3 separate regions of the Mus musculus genome follow, and all the other regions are linked to region 1. The links are chromatin loops, found by intact Hi-C in ENCODE. Cell type or tissue: heart. All regions are shown on one strand.

Region 1 (8,000 bases):
AAACAATCTTAAAATAGTGTTTTAGCAGGGCTGGAGAGATGGCTCAGCAGTTAAGAGCACTGACTGCTCATCCAGAAGTCCTGAGTTCAAATCCCAGCAACCACATGGTGGCTCACAACCATCGGTAATGGGATCCAATGCCCTTTTCTGGTGTGTCTGCAGACAGCCACAGTGTACTTGTATATACATATAATAAATAAATAAATAAATCTTTAAAAAGATAATGTTTTAACTAGCATACATGAGATCCTTGGTTTGGCCCTCAGTAAAAGGGAGAAAAAAGATAATATGGATAAGGTTTCACATACATGTGAGACACAGAAGACATTGGATATACCTTGACCATTAAGAAGTTCTATGTAGGGGCTGAGAGATGGCTGAGTATTTAAGAGCACTTACTGTCTAGCATCCACATGATGGTTCATGGTGCCTCCAGCTCCAGGGGCTCTCCCATGCATCAGATGCACATACATACATACACTCAGGCATACATACATATAAAACAATATGTTTAAGTCCTACGTAGGCATGTTGACCTCAAGACAGTCTGGTTCTGAATTGCATTCATTTTTAGCCTGAGGGTTATTCAAATTGGTTCTTATCAATTAAGTAAAAGTGAAAAGCATTTGGAAGATCGGCAAATAGAACTTTCTCAAGTGTCAAACACACTATGATTTGACGCAGGATCAAAGTCTAGAAGTATTACAATTATATACTGCGCCTAACTGCTTGGGTAAGACTGACAATTCAGCCTCTTTTTATTCCTTTCCGTTTCTACCAAGGCAAACTGAAAAGACAAGCGTTGGGATCATCAATGAAATGTGTAAGTTGTACTCTTGACTGTGACAATGCCCTATATATAGGTGACGGCTGACAGATAAGATCTGGAAACAGTGTGGGACTGGAGCCACTCTCGCTCTCTGAACCACAAACAGGGAAGCACTGCAGGAGGAGGAGGAGGAGTGGAAAGCCCGGATAACAAGAGAGGTCACACAAGTGCCCAGCACGTTGGTGAATCTGTAACCCCAGCATCTGATCACATGAGGACTGAGGCAAAGCTGGACTTCTAGGTCAGCCTGGGTTACATAAGACAAAAAGGGAAGAGAGGCAGCCTCAACATCCTTCAGGAACATCTACCTCAAAAAGCCTATCGGGAAACAAAAAATCTGAGGTGAACAAATGACAAGAGATGGCACATGGGGGCTATCATGGTGGCTCAGCAGGAGAGAGTACCTGTTGCCTGATCACCTGAGTTAGCGTCCCAGGTAAACACAAGGTAGGAGCAAACAGGGTTCTGAAAGTTGTCCCCGACCTCCACCTGCATGCTGTAGAACTGGAGTGTGTGTTCCCACACGCATACAAATAAATGTATAGCACAGTAAAAAAAGTTAAAGACTGCACTTTCTTCTCCCTTAAACACCAAATGAGAAGACAGAACATGGTACTAATATTGTACTCACAAAGTGGGAATCAATTTTCCTAATATGGCCGAGCCCTAAATATAGCCACATTTTTTTGTTGTTGTTGCTGTTGCTCAAAATACACTGAATTTAACCTTATCCATGGGAAGGGAAGAGTGCTGGTGGACAAGTAGGCAGGGAACGTAAGAAACAGTGACAAGTACCACGCATCTCCACGGGCACTCAAATGGCTGTAATGTCCTTGGTAAGGGCCACCAAAGAAGACACCTGAGGAATCTTGGTCTAGTCTAGGATTCCAAGAAGAATTAACATGTCCTGACTCCAAAGTAATTCTACAACTCAGAGACGTTAGACGACAGCATCACGGGTAGGCAGACAAATAGAAGGCACAGAATCAGGTCCAGTCTGCCTAACGGAAATGCACTGACCATGATCCAGGCAGTCCTCACAATTTACCTTCCAACCTCCCACCACACACACACACACACACACACACACACACACAAATGCTGCTATTCTGTTTAATGTCTCATTCTCTCCAAGTTGGAGCCAGGGATGGCAGCACGTGCTTACTGTAATCTTACACTTGAGAAGCACTAACAGGACGATCAGGTCATCAATTGATCGAAGCTAGCCTGGGCTACATAAAACTGGAAATACAAGATAAAAGAAAATCTTATATAACTATAGGAATGTGTTTGTATGTGTTTTGAATGAATTTTTATGCAATAAAGGAGATGAGATTTAATCAAAATTCATTTCAAATGCGATGCTTCATGTTGGTGTTCCCAGAACTTGAGAAGCTAAGGCAGGAAGATTGTCAAGAGTTTAAAGCCAGCCTGGACTAATGAGACCTTTGTTTGTTTGTTTGTTTGTTTTTAAAAAAAATTCAAAGTCTTACATTCTGAACATAAAGTATCCCTAGAAGGTCTGAATCGGTGTGAGGTGTTCAGTTTTCTGTTTTGTTTTGTTTTGTTTTATAGTGATGAAAACTTAAATGGCAAATAAAATGTTTTCTCAACTAGTAGTGCTGAGAGACAGTACAGGACCCAGGAGAGCATCTTTGGAAACTTACCACTCAAAAGCAGAATAGTATAGGGATGTTACTGAGAGCCAATTGCTTAGCTCAAAATGCAAGACCAGCCGCCACTTAGAGCTGTGGGTCTTGAGCCAGCTTAACACATGCTAATCCAAAGGTATGTGTTCCGAAGATGAACTATTAAATATCTGCCTCTGCTTTGTTAAATTAGAACCCGAGACGTTTCATAAAAAGCATTTCCCTCCCTTTCCACTCATCATGCGGCATCAGCCTTCTAACTGATGAGGAAATTACACACTTTTATTCATCCGCCGGCGAGCTTGTCATACACTGCAAGAAAGAAGCTGCTTTTTTCGTGGCTTCACCCTTTCCAACTTCAAAATACTGTCACATACTCAGTGGGTTGGAGCTGCCTGCAAAATGACAGCTTACAGGCTCTGGGGCAGGGGAGACGCAGGTGACTCTCCCTCCAGAGACCCTGGAAGGTACACACCGGTCCCAGACGTGCTCAGACACGGGGGCATATGGAGAAATTTTGTGGGGCACCTGAGGAAAGAGGGCAGAGGATGGCGCAGGGCTCCCACCTGGGGAGACCTGGAGAGCAAGGAAGGAGGACGGCGCTGAGGTTCCACCCAGAAGGAGCAGTAGAAAAGGGACAGGGCGGTTCGCGGCTCTGAGACCCTGAAAGAAGTGGAAAGAGGAGCCCAACCTGGGAGAACCCGGCGAGGGAGGGAAGAGGATGCTGCTGGGTCCCACCCAGAAAGAGGGGCGAGAGAGGCGTGGGGTCCCACCCGGGAGGACCGGGACAGAGGAGAGTGAGAGACTGGGGTCTTTCCCAGGAGGATCTGGGAAGAAGGGACAGGGTGGCGCGGGGTCCCGCCCAGGAGGAGGGGACAGGGTGGCGCGGGGGTCCGGTCTCCATGCAGCCCGCCTGAGGCCTCCCTCCCGCTCGCACGCGCTCACCTGAAGGCCGGCTCCTCCTTGGGCGGCCGGGCCTGGGCAGACGCTGCGCCGCCGCCCCTTTTGTTGAAGAGCTTCTGGAGCAGGGTCGGGGCCATGGCGTGCACGCGGCGGCCCGGGCGGGCGGCCACGCTCCGGGACCCGACGGCTCAGCGCGCAGCCCACGGCGGCCGCGGCGGGGCCATGGCGACGGGGGCGCGGCCGCCCGGAGGGGCGCGAGCGCGGGACCGCTGCAGCGGACGGAAGGTGCGGCGCCGCGGCCGCCGGCCGGTCATATGACGGAGCCGGCCCGCCCGGCTGACAGCTCGCTCCCGCGGGAGGAGGAGCGCGGAGAGGGCAGCACGAGGGAGAGGGAGGAGCACGGGAAGAAGAGGAGGGAGAGCATGAGGGAGGGGAGGAGCACGAGGATGGCAGGGAGGGGGGTGCACGAGCGAGGGGGAGGAGCGCCGGGAGGAGGGAGGAGGAGCGTCAGAAGGCAGCACGAGGGACTGGGAGGAGCAAGAGGGACTGGGAGGAGCGCAGGCGATGAAGAGTGGAACGTGTTGGGAGGAATACAAGGGAGTGGGAGAGAGGAGTGGGCGATGGAGGAGGAGCGCCAGGGAAGCGGAGAGTGGAGCCGGGAGAGGCTCGTAGGGAGGAGTGGGGCGGGGCGTGTGGGGGGAGGGGGAGGAGCATAGAGGCCTAACGTCTCCATTGGCCAGCTTTACCCGCCCTGCGCCGACATCACTAGGGGTACGCCCGGAGTTATCACTCGCCGGGCTCTTACTGGGGCTAGAGAGTTGGGCGGGGTGCACGAGTCTTCACACACTTGACCTACTGAGCTCCAGAGCACAACTATGGAGGTTTTTGTTCTTTGGAAAGAAAAGCCCTTGAACTTGGTCCTCATTTTATCGGGTCCAGGACTCCCTAGCAGAAAACGTGGCCTGAGCTGGAGAAGCAACTTTAGTGCCTGACGTTGCTGCTGGGGATTCTGGCCCCTGCTGCATTTGAGGTCCCAGCAAGCAACTGCCGGAACCAGAGTAAATCAGCAGGCTCAATTTTGAATTTACAAACAGTTTATTCAGGTCACCGGGTTTTGTTTTGGTTTTTTTTGTTTTTTGGGGTTTTTTTGGGTTTTTTGGTGTGTTGGTTCCCACTGGTACATAAGTCACACAAAAGCTGTGCATGTACTAAGCCCATATGTGCGTGCGTTAAGCCCACATATACACACAAATGATTGCTTTCCTAGTTCGTGTTCACATTGGGCACATAAAAAAAAAAAAAAAAAACTCAATAGATTCTTTGATTTAGGGAAGCTGAGTGTGTGCTTAGACTCATTTGCCTGTGCTTTCACGCCTCAGACCCCCTGAGAATTTATTGTGCTGTGGTGCAAGACGTTAAAGAACCTGCGGTTATGAAGAGTCTGACCACATTCAAAACAGTTTATTAATCTGTTTTGCGGCCTAGAGCTCTAACGTGGTTCAGATGGTAGGTAGTAGAGCTAGAGTTAGTTACTTTTGAGTTCCACTCTGACTCCAGCAAATTTGAGGACGGTGAACAAATGACCCACCAAGATTTCTTAGACTTGATCAAAGGAAAGTTAAGGATGGAGAAACATGGCTCAGCAGTTACAAACATAAGCTGCGTTTGCACGGGACTGGAGATCTCTTCCCAGCAAGTGGATCAGAAAGCTCACAACCAAGTCCAACTCCAGGTCAGAAGTCGTCCTCCCCCTTTTGGTGCCCAAGGGCACTGCACTCAGAGGCACAAAGTTACACAATGCGCGCGCATGCACACACACACACACACACACACACACACACAGAGAGAGAGAGAGAGCGCTAAAAAGCAAAACAAGCAAACAAAAAAAGAGGACATTTAGACGTTTAAAAGCAAACATATTTCACAAATATAAGTAATCAAAAGAGGGGGTGGGGCATAGCTCTAATCTGCTCAAGGCCCCCAATCCAGAGGTTGCTTCCTGGTTTCTTAGTCCGGGTCTCTAGCACTGCCACATGGCTCTGTATGTGAAGAGGAACAGGGATATTGTGAATGCTTAGAGATGACAGGATAACAATGAAATGAAATGAAAACTGGGACTTGTGAGGGCTGTCTTCCACAAGCCGATCTATCAGTTCCTGTGACTTGTTTCCATATATGCATGCTCTGTAGTCTGTTTTAGTTTGATTTCTGTTATATTATCATAAATACTGCTTGTGACCTGCTGAAACCTGGTTCTCCTTCCTGAAGAAGCTAGAAGAAAAGCAGTTAGGAGTCGTTTCTTCCCTCCTAACTGAGATATAATTATTAATATTTAATATCTGGATATAATGTTACCACTATCTTGATAGAAGCTTGAAGATGAAACCAGGACAAGACATGGTGAAGACAGAGCCTTTAAGAGAATTTCATTTTTAAAAAATTTTTCTCTATTGCTTATCATATCATGAAGAAATTTGTATTTCAACTCCTAGTCTGCCAGAGAAAATACTCAACACCAATGATCTCATTCCAGTTTTGTTGTTGTTGGGGATTTAACCTAGGGCAAACTACTCTGTTCTCATGTGATTTGTGTGATATATATATATATATATATATATACATATATATATATATATATATATTAGATAAGTATAGTGTATATGTGTGTGTGCATGTATATACATACACACACACACACATATGTAAATATAAAACAGGCAGGTGCTACCCACCTGGTTTACCCAGTGCTGAGCTTTGGGTATGTTAGACAACATGAGCTGCATACCCAGCCCAGTCTACTTTTTTCTAGTATTTCAGAATGTTTCTTTTTTTTTAATATTTTTTATTACATATTTTCCTCAATTACATTTCCAATGCTATCCCAAAAGTCCCCCATACCCTCCACCCCACTTCCCTAACCACCCACTCCCACTTCTTGGCCCTGGCGTTCCCCTGTACTGGGGCATATAAAGTTTGTGTGTCCAATGGGCCTCTCTTTCCAGTGATGTCCGACTAGGCCATCTTTTGATACATATGCAGCTAGAGTCAAGAGCTCCGGGGTACTGGTTAGTTCATAATGTTGTTTCACCTATAGGGTTGCAGATCCCTTTAGCTCCTTGGATACTTTCTCTAGCTCCTCCATTGGGAGCCCTGTGATCCATCCAATAGCTGACTGTGAGCACCCACTTCTGTGTTTGCTAGGCCCGGGCATAGTCTCACAAGAGACAGCTACATCTGGGTCCTTTCGATAAAATCTTGCTAGTGTATGCAATGGTGTCAGCGTTTGGAAGCTGATTATGGGGTGGATCCCTGGATATGGCAGTCTCTAGATGGTCCATCCTTTCGTCTCAGCTCCAAACTTTGTCTCTGTAACTCCTTCCATGGGTGTTTTGTTCCCAATTCTAAGGAGGGGTATAGTGTCCACACTTCAGTCTTCATTCTTCTTGCAGAATGTTTCTTTCATCAGGTTTTCCTCTCTTTGCCATTGAGACAAGACAATGAAAAGTTTTCAGTTCCCATCAGTGATTAATTAAAGCTCTAAAATAATGACAGATGATCTCTCCAGATTACTTCTATATTCTTTTAAGGAACATTGCAGTCTTGGGGCCATTCAGTAAAGGAAAGAAGGTGGCTGTTTGTTTCACTATTGGAGCAACCTTGTAGGAGATTCCAAATTCTACATCCTTAGTGGGATTTGATGATTCATACATCACAGCATATGACAGGCCACAAAGTCAAGGCTAGCCTGAGCTACACAGTGAAATATGGAATGACAATGTCTCCAAAACAAAACTCACCAATCAGCATAAATTTTTTTCATTTTACCTTTTTTTTAATAGTAGCAGTGGTATAGTTAGAAATAATTGTTGATAGATGCTATAGAGACAGGCATGGTGGGGACAGAGATGCTGGGGACAGGCATGGTGGAACTTGCCTATAATCCTAGCCCTCAGAAAGGAGATAAAGACAGGAAGATCTGGATGCGGTAGTCATCATCAGCTACATGTAGCATTCAAGGCCAATCTAGGCTACACAAGACCTATCGCAAAATCAAGAAATGAATGTCCTCCAAAAGACCCAACAAGCAGCTGAAAGAGTGAGATGCAGATATTTACACCCAACCAATGCACGGAAGCTGCTGACCCCTGTGGTTGAATTAGGGAAAAGCTGGAAGAAGATGAGGAGGAGGGTGACCCTGTAGGAGGACCAGCAGTCTCAATTAATCTGGACCCCTGAAATCTTTCAGACACTAGACCACCAACTAGGCAGCATACATCTGATATGATGCTCCCAACACATATACAGCAAAGAACTGCTGGGTCTGGGTTCAGTCAGAGAAGATGCACCTAACCCTTAAGAGACTGGAGGCCCCAGGGAGTGGGGAGGTCTGGTGAGGTAGGGTTGGGGGGTGGGTAGGGACATCCTCTTGGAGATGGAAGGTGAGGGGTGTTGGAGTGGGAGGAATGTATGGGATGTGGAACAGTCAGAGGGTGGACCGGGAGGGTATAAAATCTGGATTGTAAAAAAAAAATTGAAATTTAAAACAAAAAGAAATTAATGAAATCATTGCCCCTGTAAACATAGTTGTAGCTAAGAAGTAAGAGCTCAAATGTTAGAGC
Region 2 (8,000 bases), 66 kb before region 1:
ACACAGCTTGCCCTAAGTCTCCCCAAGTGCTAAGATTATATATATGCACTGCCAATGTTTTATTTGCCATACACTAAACGTGACCTGACCACCTGACTGGATCATCTAGTTGTATTCTCCTAACGCAAAGGCTGAACCCGTTACCATCCTAATGCTTAAGAAGAAGCTGCAGGGACCCAGTTAATATGCTCCAGCACGTGTGTGATGAGGGCAGAGCTAGACTTGTCTCTGACTCCACAATCTCACCACTCCACTTTAGTCCACTCAGTAGACTAAAGTGAAGGACCAGCTGCAGCCTTTTAGGGTCTTGAGAGAACAGAAGAGATTCCCTCAGCTCTCTGCTCAGCTTATCTTCCTTTGGGGCTCCTCATCACCCTCGGTCCCCCCCAGAGTCCCCACCACTTCGATTCTCCCCGCTTGGTTCCTATGCACTCTGAGCCTTCACAGTGTTTATCCGGTACTGATCTTCCTTGACACCTGTTGCCTGGGACATCAACTACTTCAGCACAAGCACATGGTTGAGTCATCTTCACAGATTCTCTCAAACATAGTGACTACTAGGCAATCTACAAACTCAGCGAATTGACATAAATAGCTAGCTCAGTGACATGTGAAAATTCCATTTAAATGTTTTGAGATACAAAACCAAGGGGTTGGATGCTACTGGTATAACATCAAATGTATGCTCTGCACACAAATGAGTAAGCTTTAGGTTCAAAAACAAACTGAATCAAGGTAGAAAGTAACTTGAGGCTATCTTTATGTATTCTCATATTTTTACCTGTGTAGTCTAAGGATTTAAGTGCCACAAAGGAACTGTGCCTCAAATATCATATTGGAATCATTGTAGCCAGGGAAGATATTTATCCCAGCTTTTCTTCTTTTTTTTTTTTTAATTAAACTAATAAAATTTATTTTAAATATACAACTCAGTATTAACATTTTTTAAGTCATCAAAATAATTTATAATAGCTAAATGCCTCTTAGATATACATGGTATCTTCTGACACTAAATGTAATATGCACTCAACTACTTTTAAAAATCTATTTGGAACATTAAATATGATAGAATAAAAAAAAAAAAACCTCTTGGGCTGGCGAGATGGCTCAGCGGGTAAGAGCACTGATTGCTCTTCCAAAGGTCCTAAGTACAAATCCCAGCAACCACATGGTGGCTCACAACCACCCATAATGAGATATGATACCCTCTTCTGGTGTGTCTGAAGACAGCAACAACATTTATTATTAATAATAAATATATCTTTGGGTCAGAGTGAGCAGGGACTGAGTGAGAGGAGCCAACCGGAGTGAGTGGGGTTGAACAGAGCAAGCAGAGGTCCTAAAATTCAATTCCCAACAACCACATGAAGGCTCACAACCATCTGTACAGCTACAGTGTACTCACATACATAAAATAATTCTTTTAAAAAAAAAGAAAAATTCTCTTATGAAGTCCTCTATGAAAGAAAATTGTGACAGGTTCCTGATAGGCAGAAACCGTTCCATCTCCGGGGAGAATACGCAGTGTAACTGTGGCTTCCTAGGATGAATTGGGTAGTGTGCCTTCTGGTTCTAGTTTGTGGAATAGTTTGAGGAACACTGGTACTAGGCCTTCTTTGGAGGTCTGACAGAGTTCTCCACTAAACCCCTCTGGTCCTGGGCTTTTTTTGGTTGGGAGACTATAAGCCACTGTGCTATTTCTTTAGTGGCTATGGGACTGTTTAGGTGGTTTATCTGATCCTGTTTGAACTTTGGCCCCATCCCAGCTTTTCTGGGATAGATAGTGAATAGAGCATATTCACTTTTAATCATCACCAAATTCAGCAGCGACACTGTATGGCTACCAGGCATTTCCAGTATCTTCTAAATGAAAAGATGGGTTTCCAGATGGGTACAGTGTCAACATACTCACAATCCTGTACTTAGGAAGTAGAAGCAAAAGATGGTGAGTCCCGACTGGGCTACATATTGTATTCCAGGCCAACTTACCTAGTTTTAATTTACTATCTCCTTAAACAATTTAATGTGTAAACTTCAGACTAAGCTGGAACTAATCACAAGGTTTCAGGTCTTCTTTCCCTGACAACAGGCAAGGATAAGCCTGCCAGGCTCCGTAAGCAGTTTATACTAGTACTTTCCTTAGCCAGAGGAAACAAGTAACTCACCTCCTTGGAAAGATGCCATTTTCCAAACTCGTTGTCTGACTTCGGAGCCAGCGGCGCTGGTAACTGCTGGAAGAGGATGTAGAAGAGCTTGGAGACGGGAAGGGCGTGATCAAAAGGCTGCTCAGTGAAGCTGCAAGGCAGTACATTTCAAATGAGAAAGTCCAGCTTAAGTCCTTACAATGCATGTACGCTCCGATGCACAGGACCGCTGAGCTGCACATTTACAATGGATTCCACAGTCTGGGGACACTACTCAGAACCCACATGAAAACCTAGGCTTGCTAGCATGTACTTGTTACTCTGGCACTGGGGAGGAAGGGACAGGAGAATCCCTGGGGTTCCTAGCCAAATCAGAAACGTCCATGTCCCAGGAAGAGACTCTATCTCGGAAAGCAAATGACACGTAAGGTGACACAAACTCATGCAGCACATGAGGATACATCTGCACATACATGTTCACTCACACCTCCCACAAATGAATGAATAAATAAATAATAAATATATACCGGGATGGTAGTACAGCACTGAAGATGCAGAACCTGAAGGATCTTGAGTTCTAGGCCAGTGTATCTATGTAATGTCGAACCTCAGGCTAGCCTGAGCTACATAGCCTCCCTACAGACAACCCCCAGTAAGAGTGGAAAATGGTAAATTTTATGTAATGCGTATTTCAACATCATAAGCACACACACATAGTGAGACTCTTTATTTCTTTAAGAACACAGAAATGTTATGTGACTATGTTTTCATTTTAATTCCAGATGTGGGATACACAGCTGCTTCAGATCATCCACAGCTACCAACTGTCTATGATTTGTTGTGGACTCTGGCAGGGATGGGATTCTGCCAGCTGAAGACTGTTTGGAATTCTGGGGACTCTTAACAGGGTATAAAAATGCCAGAGTCCCAAGAGGCTGGGGCTTCCCTTGCTGCTCAGCTTTGTGAAGTGGCTGTGGGCAAAGAGAAAAAAGAAATTGGATATCGTGACCACAAAGATCAACATTGCCCTAGGGAACTCAGTGCCATTAGTCAGCAGGTGGTAGTCTAATGACACAGATGCCTCCTTTCTCCTCTAACTTTCTTTCTCCCCCACCTAGGGTTCGGTTGAAAGGGTGGAGAAGGCTGGTAGGAAAAGGCTGGTACTAAAGTAGCCTAAAGTACAATTACACACACATACCCTAAATTTTTTGCCAATCATATCCAGCAGGGGGAGACTAAAATTTTGCTCTTCCAAAAATTTCTGCAGATAAAAAGTGGGGGGGAGGGGGGGGGACCACAGACTTTTTCTTTTCTTTTGACCCAGTGCTGGGATTACAGATGCATGCCCCCATTCTAAAGGAGTAAGAATGCTAGCCTAGCCACAACTAGCCACCTTCTGTTCTCAGTCACACGGATTCCTAATCTACAACTCTGCAGACATGATCAGCCTTTACACTATAAATAGAAAATAAGTATACAATGCAGATCTCTAAAGAGATCTGCCCATATATATAACTTAGTCAACATCATATTTGGCCTATTTCTTCACTCTCTTCTTGGAGGTAAAACTTAGGCAAAGCAACCAATTTATCAGTGTGAGATTTTCCCCTCTCCTGATCTCATTCATTTATTCATTCATTCTTCTTCTTTTTTATTTTGTTTTCTGAGACCAGGTATATGTGACTGTGGCTCTCCTGGAACTCACTATGTAGACCAGGATGGCCTCAAACTCACAGAGATCCACCTGTGTCTGCCTCCCTGGTTCTGGGATTAAAGACATGTGCTACCATGCCCAGCCTCTGACTCTCATCTTCAAATACAGAAAATTAATAAACATTAAATTAATAATAAACATAATTAATAAAATTAATTACAGGCAATACATTTTAAGATTACAAAATGACTTTAAAGTTTCAGAAGGTCCCCTAAGCTGTGCTTGATGTCATGGGCCTGTACCACCAGCTATTCAGGAGGCTGGACGACTACAGAGAGGAGTTCAAGGTTTGCCTGTCTCAAAGGAGGCTGGGGATACAGTTTAGCAGCACAAAACTTGCCAAGCATGGGCAAGGCCTGCATCACTGGTAAAACAAAATAAGTCTTCAAAAGCACTATATAAGTTTTACCATTCCTAGAAAAGACCCTTGAATAAAAATACCATGTTTCAAAATACCCTAAAGTTTCTGAGCTAGCCAGGACATAAGGGCAGCTGCACTGGTCACTCCTGACACAAAAAGGAAAATGTACTGGGGCACAGAAAGGGAGAGGAGCTTCCTGTCAGCTCAGTATTGAGAATCCCCCACACTCAGGAAGCAGATCTCTGTGAGTTTGAGACCAGCCTGGTCTACAGAGCGAATTCCCGGACAGCCAGGGCTATGCAGAGAGACCCTGTATCAAACCACCAAAACTGAACAATAAACCCCACAATTTATATTTGCTTATGGGACTTTCTCACTTCCCAAAGATAGACTTGTAATTGTCTAATCTCACCGGAGAGTTCCTTGATGGTGAAATGACGTGCCAACCTCCTTGTGTATCTCTGGTGGCTCCTGCCTACCTCATTAGACTATTACTCTACCACAGCACCTCTGAAACTAGTTTTGCTGTTTCTGCAGCAAAGCTAAAATGTATATTATCTGTAATTCTTCAATAATGTCTGTTCTTACTCTGAAGGTTCATTTGCATATATTCATTCAAAAAGGAATGTTCCAAAGTGTTCATGGTTTTCCTCACACTGGGCACTATAAGGACACAGGACACGTAGTTACAGTGAGGATGGTAAAGTTCTCTTTCTTGCTAGATGCGAACATGTTGAAGGGGAAGACCGCCTACTACTAAGCTGGCCTGGAAAGACTGGTCTCAAATCCAGCCTATAAACTGGATATGGTGATGCACACCTTTAATCCCGGCACTCGGGAGGCAAAGGCAGGCGGATTTCTGAGTTCGAGGCCAGCCTGGTCTACAAAGTGAGTTCCAGAACAGCCAGGGCTACACAGAGAAACCCTGTCTCTTTAAAAAAAAAAAAAAAAAAAACCCAAACAAACAGAAAAATCCAGCCTATAAGTCTTACACTACTCACTACTGTGGACTCAAGACTTCCAGATTTCAGGTGCTCTGACACATCCCTGCTAAGACAACTTCTCATTTCAAATACAGCAGATGATTCCCAATTGGAGAATTTGGGGACAGTTCTAGTAAAGAAACAAACACCTCAGATGTGTCTCCCTTGCTGGCCTCATGCTTCCTGATGCTGGCTGGTTAATGTTGTCTTCCTATTTATCTCCACAAGCCAGAACCCAGAGGGCTGTGCATGGTTCCGCCATCCTCCCTGGTAACCCATGTGTTGCTGTTGCCAGGTCCTACAAACGCTGCTTCCCATACACCTGCAACCAGTGTCCTCCCTCCGAGGCCTTGCTTAAATTTTCTTTCTTTTTTATTCGTGCGTGTGTATGCCAGGCCAGCTGACTCAGGAGCGTCTGTGGATCCTCCTGTCTCCACTGCCCATCTCATCACAGGAGCGCTGGGATGCTAGAAGTGTGCCACCAGATCTCATGTGGACCACGGAGCTGAACTCAGGTCCTCAATGCTAAATGCAGTGAGCGCCTTACAGAATGGGCCCTCTCTCTAGCCCCCTTACTTGAAAATTTCTAGTAACAGCCATTACTATCAACCTCTTAAAAATGACCTTTTTGGCAGGTATGAAAGCTGAGCAGGAGGATCATAAACTCAAGGCCTGCCTGGGCTAGAGTGAGTTAAAAAGTCAACCAGATCAACAGCTTAATGAGCTGGTTTCAAAAGCAATTTTCTAAATTAGCTTTTATTTTAAATATAGATACAGAAGAGCTTTTCAGAATATCCACAAGAGACCCGTTCTGCCCTCCAGAGACAGTCTATGAACCACGCACACTCCAACTCTGGGGCAGGGATAGAAAACAACCGATGACTCGGAAGTACTCAGTACAGGAACAGGGTGTCAGAGCTCCCCTGTCCTGCTGTCCCCATGCATGGAAGCAGTGTCACTGGCATCACAGTGCTCCCAGGGTCCAAGCCTGAGCAACTTGAACAAATATTAAGTACTCCTGGGTTACCCAAAGTGAAAAATAAATGTCCTTGACATAATAACCAAGTATAAGTTAAGAACTGAGAAAAACACAGCGTCCAATGCAGAAAATTTCCAATCATTGCTGCAGACTCACGCCCCTGAAAGAAAGGGAGCATATCTCAGGTGAAGGGTAAGGCATGCGCACAGATGTCAAGGGGAATCAACTTAGCAGTGAAGAGACCCAGTTGCTACAGCCTCATTAATAAACAAGGTCAGCAACTGAACTCATAAAGCTGCCAGTCCACACCCTTGACACCCTGTCAGCAGGATGGCAGGTTCCTTTTGTGGTTATGCAGCTCACACCACAGTTTAATCATAAGAAATCCATCAAGCAAGCACATTCAAATAGTGGAACCAAGACTAAAATCATCATGATTATCAAAAACAGAGACGGTCTGAGGGAAAATGTCTGAGGAGGTCGGTGTGGTGACATACAGAGGCAGGGAGATCTTTGAGTTCAAAGCAAGCCTGGTCTAGATAGCTAGTTCCATAACAGCCAGGACTGTATAGAGAGACCCTGTCTCAAAAAACAAGCAAACAGCCGGGCGGTGGTGGCGCATGCCTTTAATCCCAGCACTTGGGAGGCAGAGGCAGGCAGATTTCCAACTTCGAGGCCAGCCTGGTCTACAGAGTGAGTTCCAGGACAGCCAGGGCTACACAGAGAAACCCTGTCTCAAAAAACCAAAAAAAAAAAAAAAAAAAAAAAAAGCCAAAAAACAAAGCAAAACAAAAAACAAAACAAAACAACAACAACAAACCCAAACAAACAAACAAAACCAGAACAAAACAGTCTGAATAGGCATGACAGCCAAACGCATTGTGTTCTCGAAGCATTGGGAGGCACGGGGGGGGGGGGGGGGGGGGGGGGACACGGACGACTAAGGAAAGTGATACATGATGAAAGTTAGCTAAGGAGATTCACCAACAATTGCATTTCATTAGTGACTCTGGGAATAGAGCTGAACAGGGGGACTGCCGGGGTCTGACAGTACCCAGAAACAACCCAGGAGCTTTGAGGCAGAATCTGGAAGCTTCAGCATGTGAGAAGTGAATGAAAAGATAGGAGGAAAGACGCCAAGGCCTGCAGCTAGTCTCTCTCAGCTGGTGGGCCTCTGGTAAAGGATTCAAAGCTCACAGGACAACCCAGTAGGACACTCCTGGTTCTCACTGAAGGAAGGCTGCCTGTAGGCTGCATATTCATCAGAGAAAGACCAGCATGCCTCCTTGTTGGGTCCTTGAACCATGGAACTAACCTCAGATCTGAACCATAAAATAAAAATTAAAAGCAAATTTGTGTACAAAAGCTGAAACTGGGGTGGGGTGGGGTCTTAAGGCAGTCTTAGGTAAGGTTAGCCTCTAAAGGAGCAGAGAAGGGTACCTGAGGTACAATCTAGACCAGCATCACAGGAGAGAGGGTCAGCGGGCAGCATCTCTCATTGTCATAGGCAGACTGACCACCACAGGCCTGCGCCATCCTCTGACTAAGCAAAGCAGTTAGCGAATAAATCCCTAATACAGCCGGCATAATGAAGCTCCCTGCTGGAAGAAACTTACTAGCATATGCTAGTCTTAAATTAAGTATTAGATAAAACTAGCTTGTGTGCACAATCATTCTGAGATGATGACCGTCAAAGTTTCATATCCTCAGACACATGAGATTTAGAATATAGAGGAAAAATAGAAAAGGGTTGGGGGCGGGGGGAGGACAGAGCAAAGACTACCTTCATAGTTCCTATTACCTACTACAGAGAGCCTAC
Region 3 (8,000 bases), 52 kb before region 1:
CTAATCATCAGTTGTGGAGGAGATCTAAAATAAAAATAAGAGGGAAGAAATGTGCTTTTTAAGTTAGGAAGTTGGTACCATTGTTGCAGTTCTTGCAGGCGGCACAGGGGCAGTCTCACCGTATGTAGTGTATCTTCAGGGTGGAGCCTTTGTAACTCATTGCAACTGAGCCAAACATCATCTCCCCAAGCATGCTGACATCAGATGCTGGTCTCGTGTACTGCACACAAGAAAACACCACATGGAACAATGCAATGGAAAGCACTGTCTCCCAATCCTTGGGTCTCTGGTTAATGGACTGTCACAACAGTACCCTAAAGCTATAGCTGGCCACCTTACAACTGTCATCTATACAGGGATCACCCGCTATAGTTCACAAATATTACTATTTTTAAAGTTTCTTCTTTATATACAATATGCTCACACATCAAAGATCATCATTTCCATTTATAAAATCGAACCCTGAAGGAAACAGTTCAACTCTTCTTTGGATATTGAGTAGATCCTGAAAAGAAGCTTGGTTTAGTATTACTCAACTAAATAATCGCTAGCTGTGGTCACCTGAATGAGAGCGCTCCCCGTTAAACTCAGATGTCCTAACACTTGGTCACCAGTTGGTTTTTGGATAGCTTTGGGAGGTGTGGCCTTGTATGTCACTGGGGGGGGGGGGGGGGGAGGCTTTGAGAGGTATAGACTCCTGCATTTCTACTTTGTTCTGTGCTCCATGCTGGAGGTTCAAGATGTGAGACCCCAGCTTCCAGTTCCTGCCACCATGTGTCTGGTCATAGGCTCCGACCTTCTGGAACCATAAACCCAAATAAATTCCTTTGGTAAGTTACCTTGGTTATGGCGCTTTACCACAGGAAAGAAGAAAGGAAAGAAGTGACTTACACTTCAAGTAGGCCTTTGTGAGGATCCAAGAAATAAAGGTGGTCTTACTGCTCTAAAATTTTGTAAAAATATTTCAAAAATCACTTCCAATTTCCAACCAGTCTCTCGTGCCCTTTTTAACCACCTTTTTATTTTAAGGATAGGGTGCTAAACACCAGCTTTTGACAGAGAAGCCTGGCTTTGCCTAATTGATCCTGTCTGCTCTAACAATGACCACCATATTCCACTTTCCATCTTTCTTCAAATCCGGTAGACACACGCTAATTTGCTTTATCAAATGTATTTGATACTATTACCTTCCTACTGGAATCTTTTTTTTTTTTTTTTGAATCTTCTCTTTGTCAAGTCACCCCTTGAATACAGCTGTTTCCTGGAGGAGACTCCACTCACTAGCCTTTCCAACATTCTTTTTTGTGGGTTTTTTTTTGGGGGGGGGGCATTATTTTTTTGAGACAGGAGTTTCCTCTGTGTAGTCCTGGCGCTCACTCTGTAGACCAGTCTGGCCTCGAACTCACTCAGAAATCCGCCTGCCTCTGCCTCCCAAGTGCTGGGATTAAAGGTGTGCACCACCACTGCCCAGCTCCACCATTCTTTAAATACTTCATTATCTACACAAGAAAAGCCCCTATGACTTATTTCTCGGTCAACATCTCTCCTTCACCTCTAAGCATCTTAAGAGCAATGGTTCTCAACCCTCCTAATGTTGTGTGTGACCCTTTAATACAGTTCCTTGTATTGTGGTGATCCCCCAACCATAAAATTATTTAGTTGCTACATCATAACTGTTATTTTGCTGGCGTTAAGAACCATAATGTCAGTATCTGATATGCAGGATACCTAACATTGGACCCCATATGAGAATCACTCTCTTGGAGACTGCTCAGCCATGCTGACACCCTTATGATCAAGAGAAAGAGTGAGAAGCAAACTAATGGGCTACAGGCGCATCAGCACAGCCAGCCTCTGCAAATGTGCTCTCAGCTTAAAGAATAAAGGACTCTTCCTCCACGTGCTTTTCTCAATCATTCCAGTGTTTTAAACTACAATATATACACATTTATGCACACACACACACACACACACACACACACACACACTGCCTCCTCATAATGACAAAAGAGGAAAAAGAAAGATAAACTTGTGGGTCCTGCTAATAGAGGGTGGATTCATCTCTGGCTACAGCTCATATCAACTTCTTCCCACTTCAAACACAAGCCAATGATTTCTCATATTCTCTACTAATAAATTCCACCCACTCTCTGTTTTATAATCTGCCTTTTCCTGGAACAAAGACCATGTGCGAACTGCGGATTCTCAACTAGCTTTGAGCCCTATAACCTATGGGCATATAAATGTACCATACACAGGCCTTAAAATTCAGGGCTTGTAAAATTCAGGGCTTGTTTGTCTGTGGCTGCTGGTATAATCTCCCTGACCTTGTTTTACCAGCAGCAGTAGAGATAAGATTCTGTTACAGGTTTAAAAATAAGACCAGGGAAGCTGGTTACTGTGGCACATACCTATAATCCCAGCACTAGGGAGACTGAGGCAGGAACATCTGAGATCAGCACGGGTTACATGATCAGTTCCATACCTGCTTGGGCTAATGGCTCGAGAATCAAAACAAGCCTGATGTGGATTCATATCTGTAATCCCAGAACTTAGGAGATGAAGGCAAGAGGTTCAAGGTCTACATAGCCAGTCAGAGGCTATTTGTGTCAGAAACAAAAACAGCAACAACAAAACAAAACCAAAGCACCCCTCTCTGGAGACTCTCACGCCCACAGGTATCGACGGCGCAGGCCATGGCTGCTCTAGAGCAACATGTCTTACTTGGTACTTTGGAAGCTGTTGCTTAGCGTGTTGTAAAGATCCTCCAAAGCCATGAGAAGAGCTGCTGCCGCTGCTGCTGCTGCCGCTGCTGCTGCTGCTTTCCTGACAGCATCTGGCTGACATTTTAATAGGAACATCCTCTGCTTTCTGGGTTAAGAGAGGCAGGCAAGGTCAGGGATCATGTACTGTACCAGGCTTTATCGGCATGCTTTATCAAGTGGGAATTGGTCAAAACATTCAGGTGCCTAAATTGCATTAAAACCAAAATCTCTGTTTAATTTTTCTTTATAATAACAACAATATTCATGGGAGTCTGGAATATCTGGGGAGGAGATACTACCCAGAAAATGGCGGTACGTGTGTGTAGACTGAGACATGGAGATGGATGATAGACATATCACTCTCTTTAAATAATTCAAGTATCAGTCTCTACATTTAAATGTACACCAAGAAGCCATAAACAAATACTGCTCTCTGTTCTGGTTTTTGGATTTCAGTACTATACAGTCCTAATGTTTGGAGCTCATGAGCAGAAAGATGACCACTAACATCCAAATTTTTACCAACTAAATGCCACTAAGAAAGAAACCTATCAGCCTGGACATGCAGGCTTGTGTTTTTCACACTCTTTCTAGCATTCCTGGTGCAGCAGGAAAGAAAAGCAGCAGGACAGAGCTGTGAGAGATGAGGGCCGAACCCTGGGACAGGAGCAACCTTGGACCATGGAGCATGTGATGGGAACCTGGCCCTCAAAGGTCAGAGGTAATAGGATTACCTACTCTATACCCCCTCACACGCTCACTTCCAAGTTTTATTGAGAGTGACCCTCACCCACCCCAGAATAGAACTCTCCCCCTACAGAAGCCTTCGTGAGAACCTGCTTCTACTGAATTCCCTTTGCTGTTCTTTCTTTTGTTTTCCTTTATTTTCTCTTCTTTTTGTATTTGTGTCTGTCTGTCTGTCTGTCTGTCTGTCCGGCTGTCTTTCTCTTTCATAACGTGTGCTAGGGAACCCATGGGCACAATAGCAGTTTATCTAATCTCCAGTGTGACCGAGGTCTAAAGCACATGCTTGCAGTCCTATGTGACTCAATCCCATGATGCTTTGTGCTTATCACGTGGTTGTGGTGGAGGAGGGGTTTTACTGGAAAAGGACCGTAAAGGCAACACAAGATGTGCCGGTCCACAGCAGCACCCCAGCAGTGATGGAATCTGAAGTTGTATAGGGTTAATCCCGAGCATCCTGCATTCTCTCAACAAGCTCTTCAGCTCCAGCTGTTACTTAATACCACTTAAGCCAGAAACAGCCTCCCAGCAGGCTGAGGGCTGGTGACAGGAAGTCCCACAGGATGGCGGAGCATAGCACAATGACCTGTAGTGGGAAACGGCACCTGGTACAGTAAGAAGGCTACCAACTAGACTCTCCTGTAGCCCTCTACCAGCTACACATGTTCCAGAGCCTAAGCTGCTTATTTAATGTAGTGAGTACTTCAAAGAAAGCCTACATCAGGATTACCAAGTTATCCCTGCTCAGGTCTGCTGGCTCCAGTTCCCTAGGAAGTCACTTCCCCCTCTATCTCTGCCACCGGCAGCCACTCCATGGAGGGAGAGTGCTCAGCTAAGCCATCTGTCAGAAGCATTTGGAGGGAGCCATCTCCTTCCTGTCCAAAGAATCAACTGCTGGCTCACCTAAGCCTCGAATCCCAGTCTACCATTAAAGCAACCGTGAATCACCTGCCCGTCCTCGGCTTTCTCTGCTGCCCACCTAATACGCCCAGTCACTAGTGTGACAACTGGCTGGCTGAGAGAATTCTGTAAGTACAGTGCTATCACCCCGCTTGACTGCCTTCAACCTAACATTTCCTTCCTGCAAACAGAGGTTCTTATCAGAATCTGGAAAACAAGGACCAGTGAGATGGCTCAGCAGGTAAAGTACCTGTCCCACAACTGGGTTTGATCCCTGGACTCACAGGTGGAAGGAGAGACCAGCGTCACAAAGTTGTCCTCTGACTTCCACACACAGGCAGTAGCAGGCACACTCCCACAAAATAATTTTTAACAAATCAAAATGAGGCTGGAAAACAGCCCACTGGCCTTTTTGAATCAAAGGTCATGTTATAACTGTTCATTTACTTAACCACAAATTCTATAGACTACCAGATTTTGGTCAGTATGGGGAGCAAGTAATTAAAGGAGAAAAGAGTATCAGTGGGTTTATTTAATTCGTAAGCATCTGAACAATACGGAACTGAAGCGAATGGTCCAGCCATGGCGACAGATCAGAGGTATCTTGGGAGACCGGGGAGGGCAAAGTTCTTTGGTATTATTTTTATCTTTCCTAGTCTGGCTCAAAGCGGTAAAGATCTTTCCTGTCTTTACTCCCCATCCCAGTCCCTCCCACCTCCCACCACCCCCTTCCCTATAACAAGGGAAGTTAATGAGCAATTCCTTGGTCAGAAAGGGTAGGATAACAGTGAACATCGGTCTATTAAGGCTCTAAGGTGAGGAAGCTTTCATAACACCTTTTATTTATTTTAGGTTTTGAAACACGGCCTTACTATATAGCCTAGTCTAGCCCCAAATCACCGTCCTCCTGCCTCAGCACATCTAGTGCTGGATTATAAGCACGAGCCACACTTGGCACCTTTTACTATCTATGAGAAAATCTGGACAGAATGATCTTCTTGTCTGGCAAAAACACTAGAACTTTATGAATCTCAGCAGTTTATTTTCTTACTATGCTTGACGCTTACAAAATCCTGCTAGATTACAATCGCCAGCAAATGTATCTTTCTCAATGTCAATGGTCCACTGTTGGCCTGCCATAATTGCTTGTTAAGTTTCCGTTGTGTCCGCAGACACAGGCCTGCCTGCTGTGGTGCATCTCTGCTTGCCCCTTCTGCATCCCTGCAGGCAGCACACAACAGATCAGAGAGGTTTGAAAGCCAATCAGCATTTCACACCTGAGCTGCTGCCTCTTCCATCTTCTGAACGGCTCTGGAGTCAAACATGACTTGTCTGCCTCTCCTCTCACAGTCCTGGTAAACTAGCAGGCGGATGTCACTCAAGCCAAACTCCGAACACGACCAACTGTGGATTCAAAAGAGAGAGAAGCTGGATTATCTGCAACGCTTGGTGTGACCATGGCAAATAAATACAATTCCCAGCCAGCGTGCTCGGAAACTGGCTGCACAAATGCTGACAATTCTTGTGCCAACGGTGGCGAGGCTGCCCTAATAATAAATCGCTGGAGAGAAAGCACTGCCTTCTGTAGTCAGTTTGAAATCAAATGGCAGAAAGAAGTTGCAAGGACACACAAGAGAGGGCTAAGTGGGATGCCTGGGTTCTGGGGAGAGCACCCCAGTTAAAGGAGCGCCTGTGCCTCTGTGGCAGCCATCCCCTCAGGGGGAGCTGGCAGCCGTTCCACAGTGTAAGGTTACCCCTAGCACGTCTGGCTTGATACTGTGGCGCTGAGACCAAACGCATTTGCTAGCCATGATGCTTAGCAAAAAGGGAAACACAGTTTGCTCCCAAGCAAAGGATGTTAAGAAGAAAATACAGGTGTATGTTGCAGTAAAGAATTCGATCGGAAAGCAGGAACTAGAGAACTATTTACAGAGTGTGCTTTCAGCACAGCCTTGGCAATCCATTCAACACAAATTTAGTCTGCATTGTATTCAAGGCTCTGTAGCAGGTGCAAGGGAATCAATAATTAATCAAACCTGCCCTCATGAAGTTCAAGGCTTAATAGGGATATTACTAACCTAATACTTACATATAAATATATAACTACAAACTGTCTGAAGGTCAAAAGGGAAACTAAAGGATACAAAAGAGTCTCAGAGCCTGGCATAGTGACTGACGTCTATAAGCTCAGTCCTCAGGAGTCTAAGGCTGCAGAAGCAGACCATCCTGGTTACACAGCAAGACCTAGACTCCAAAACAGCGAGATTTAAGGAGAGAGGCACAGAAGTCACTGAGGACTTAAATCAACTTTTAAACCAGACGTGAAGAGTGACCGACCAGTTGACGTGAACACCACGAAGCAGCAGAGTGCAGCACAGGAAAGGGAGGGAGGAAAGGCAGGGAGAGCTGCCCTATGAGGTCAGCGAGCTGGGGGATGGGACCGAAGCAGGCCCAGACAGGATAAACTCTGAACACAAAGAGCAGCCAAGGAAAGCAGATGGTTGATAAGATCAGATAGCTGACTGCCCTAAGAAAAGCAGACCCATGGGAGTGGACTGCACAGAGAGCCAGGCCCCTCACGCTGCCTGCTACAGGCTGCAGTGACAGCCGCAGAGGTAGAGAAGAGACAGCTTAGAGCAGAGTCTAAAAGACGCACCTGAAGCAGAAGGCTGCCAACTACTCAGGAGGACTCTGCTATAGGATCCAGGGAGGACACGGAAGCGATGGGTGAGAAATGGACAGGCGGATAAAGGAGAGAACACTGAAAACCTTCACAGTAGACCCTGTGAATACAGTCAGGGACAGCCGGATTCAAACCCCAAGGCTTTCCCCTTCCACTTTGCCACTGGATTATCAATGTACAACTGCTGACCTCACAAACTTGCTTTGTGGATTAAGTAGAATACGTAAAGGGCTTCACCCAAGCTTGCCATACACACAAGCTCCAGAAGCTATGCGTGCGCTCCCTCCCAGGACTGAGAAGGCCAGTTTCTGTGAGAAGCTGAGTGCCTTTGGTCCTTCCCCGGTTCAAGCAATGGTAGTTAATATGAAGCACGTTAACTTCAAATTAACTGAAGGCAGCAGATTTATTCTCTTAAACCTCAGACGCAAAGAAGAAAGAAAGTAAATTCTAGTCGTTCCTTCTATCACCAGTGTGTTGTCCATGTCGTGCCTGGCGTCCTTTGCACAATGGCAAAGTTTATTTTGGAAACTATTTTCCTCTGCCCTTAGGCCAGAGGCAGCCAGTGTTCAAGGTGTGACCGATGAGACATGCCACATGACCCCAAGCTGACGGACAGGCGGAAGCCACCCCACACTTACAGCCAAGCCTACACATCATGACCCCAGGAGCGACCAAGTTACTGTGCAGAAAAGAAGAAGTGCAGTAGAATGAGAAGAGCCTGCTAGCGCTCAGCCCAGCTATCCCTATATGAATGCAATATTCCTGTAGAGATGTCTGTCAAAACCAGGTCTGATGACTAGGACCTACACTGCCGAATTTTAAATGTATACAAGGCCATTAAAACTCGTTCTGGCTGGGTGCGGCGTATATGCCAACACAGAGGCTGGCAGATGTCTGTGAGTTCCAGG

Evidence for each region. A loop is a pair of places that touch in the nucleus more often than their neighbours do. Peaks named below come from ENCODE experiments on the same cell type or tissue, not always from the same donor. Only the 100,000 strongest peaks of a DNase experiment are listed, where the experiment ranks them.
Region 2: it touches region 1 in a loop (2.8-fold over the local background); 15 of 42 quality-filtered maps call a loop at or near these places.
Region 3: a loop joins it to region 1, with 2.8 times the contacts of the local background. A loop is called at or near these places in 15 of 42 quality-filtered maps.

Annotation. Positions count from the first base shown.
Region 1 is chr3:79,564,086-79,572,085 of GRCm38, forward strand. Fnip2 (folliculin interacting protein 2) reads right to left here and starts at 3,594. Exons shown (of 17, transcript NM_001162999.2): 1 at 3,424-3,594. The coding sequence starts at 3,518. It overlaps 4930589L23Rik (RIKEN cDNA 4930589L23 gene), which reads left to right and starts at 4,107. Exons shown (of 2, transcript NR_152118.1): 1 at 4,107-5,113. In heart, no CTCF peak of the experiment used is centred here; DNase peaks (open chromatin) are centred at 996 and 3,816; H3K4me3 peaks cover 2,179 bases; H3K27ac peaks cover 2,122 bases.
Region 2 is chr3:79,498,173-79,506,172 of GRCm38, forward strand. Fnip2 (folliculin interacting protein 2) reads right to left here. Exons shown (of 17, transcript NM_001162999.2): 8 at 2,166-2,295. Among named protein-coding and RNA genes, the nearest start is that of Gm36442, 9.9 kb to the right of the region's middle. In heart, a CTCF peak has its summit at 3,349 (motif pointing right); a DNase peak (open chromatin) is centred at 2,199.
Region 3 is chr3:79,512,379-79,520,378 of GRCm38, forward strand. It overlaps Fnip2 (folliculin interacting protein 2), which reads right to left. Exons shown (of 17, transcript NM_001162999.2): 2 at 5,687-5,813; 3 at 2,725-2,871; 4 at 120-220; 5 at 1-24. Among named protein-coding and RNA genes, the nearest start is that of Gm36442, 4.3 kb to the left of the region's middle. In heart, a CTCF peak has its summit at 6,781; DNase peaks (open chromatin) are centred at 4,013, 6,873 and 7,693; H3K4me3 peaks cover 1,177 bases; H3K27ac peaks cover 3,849 bases.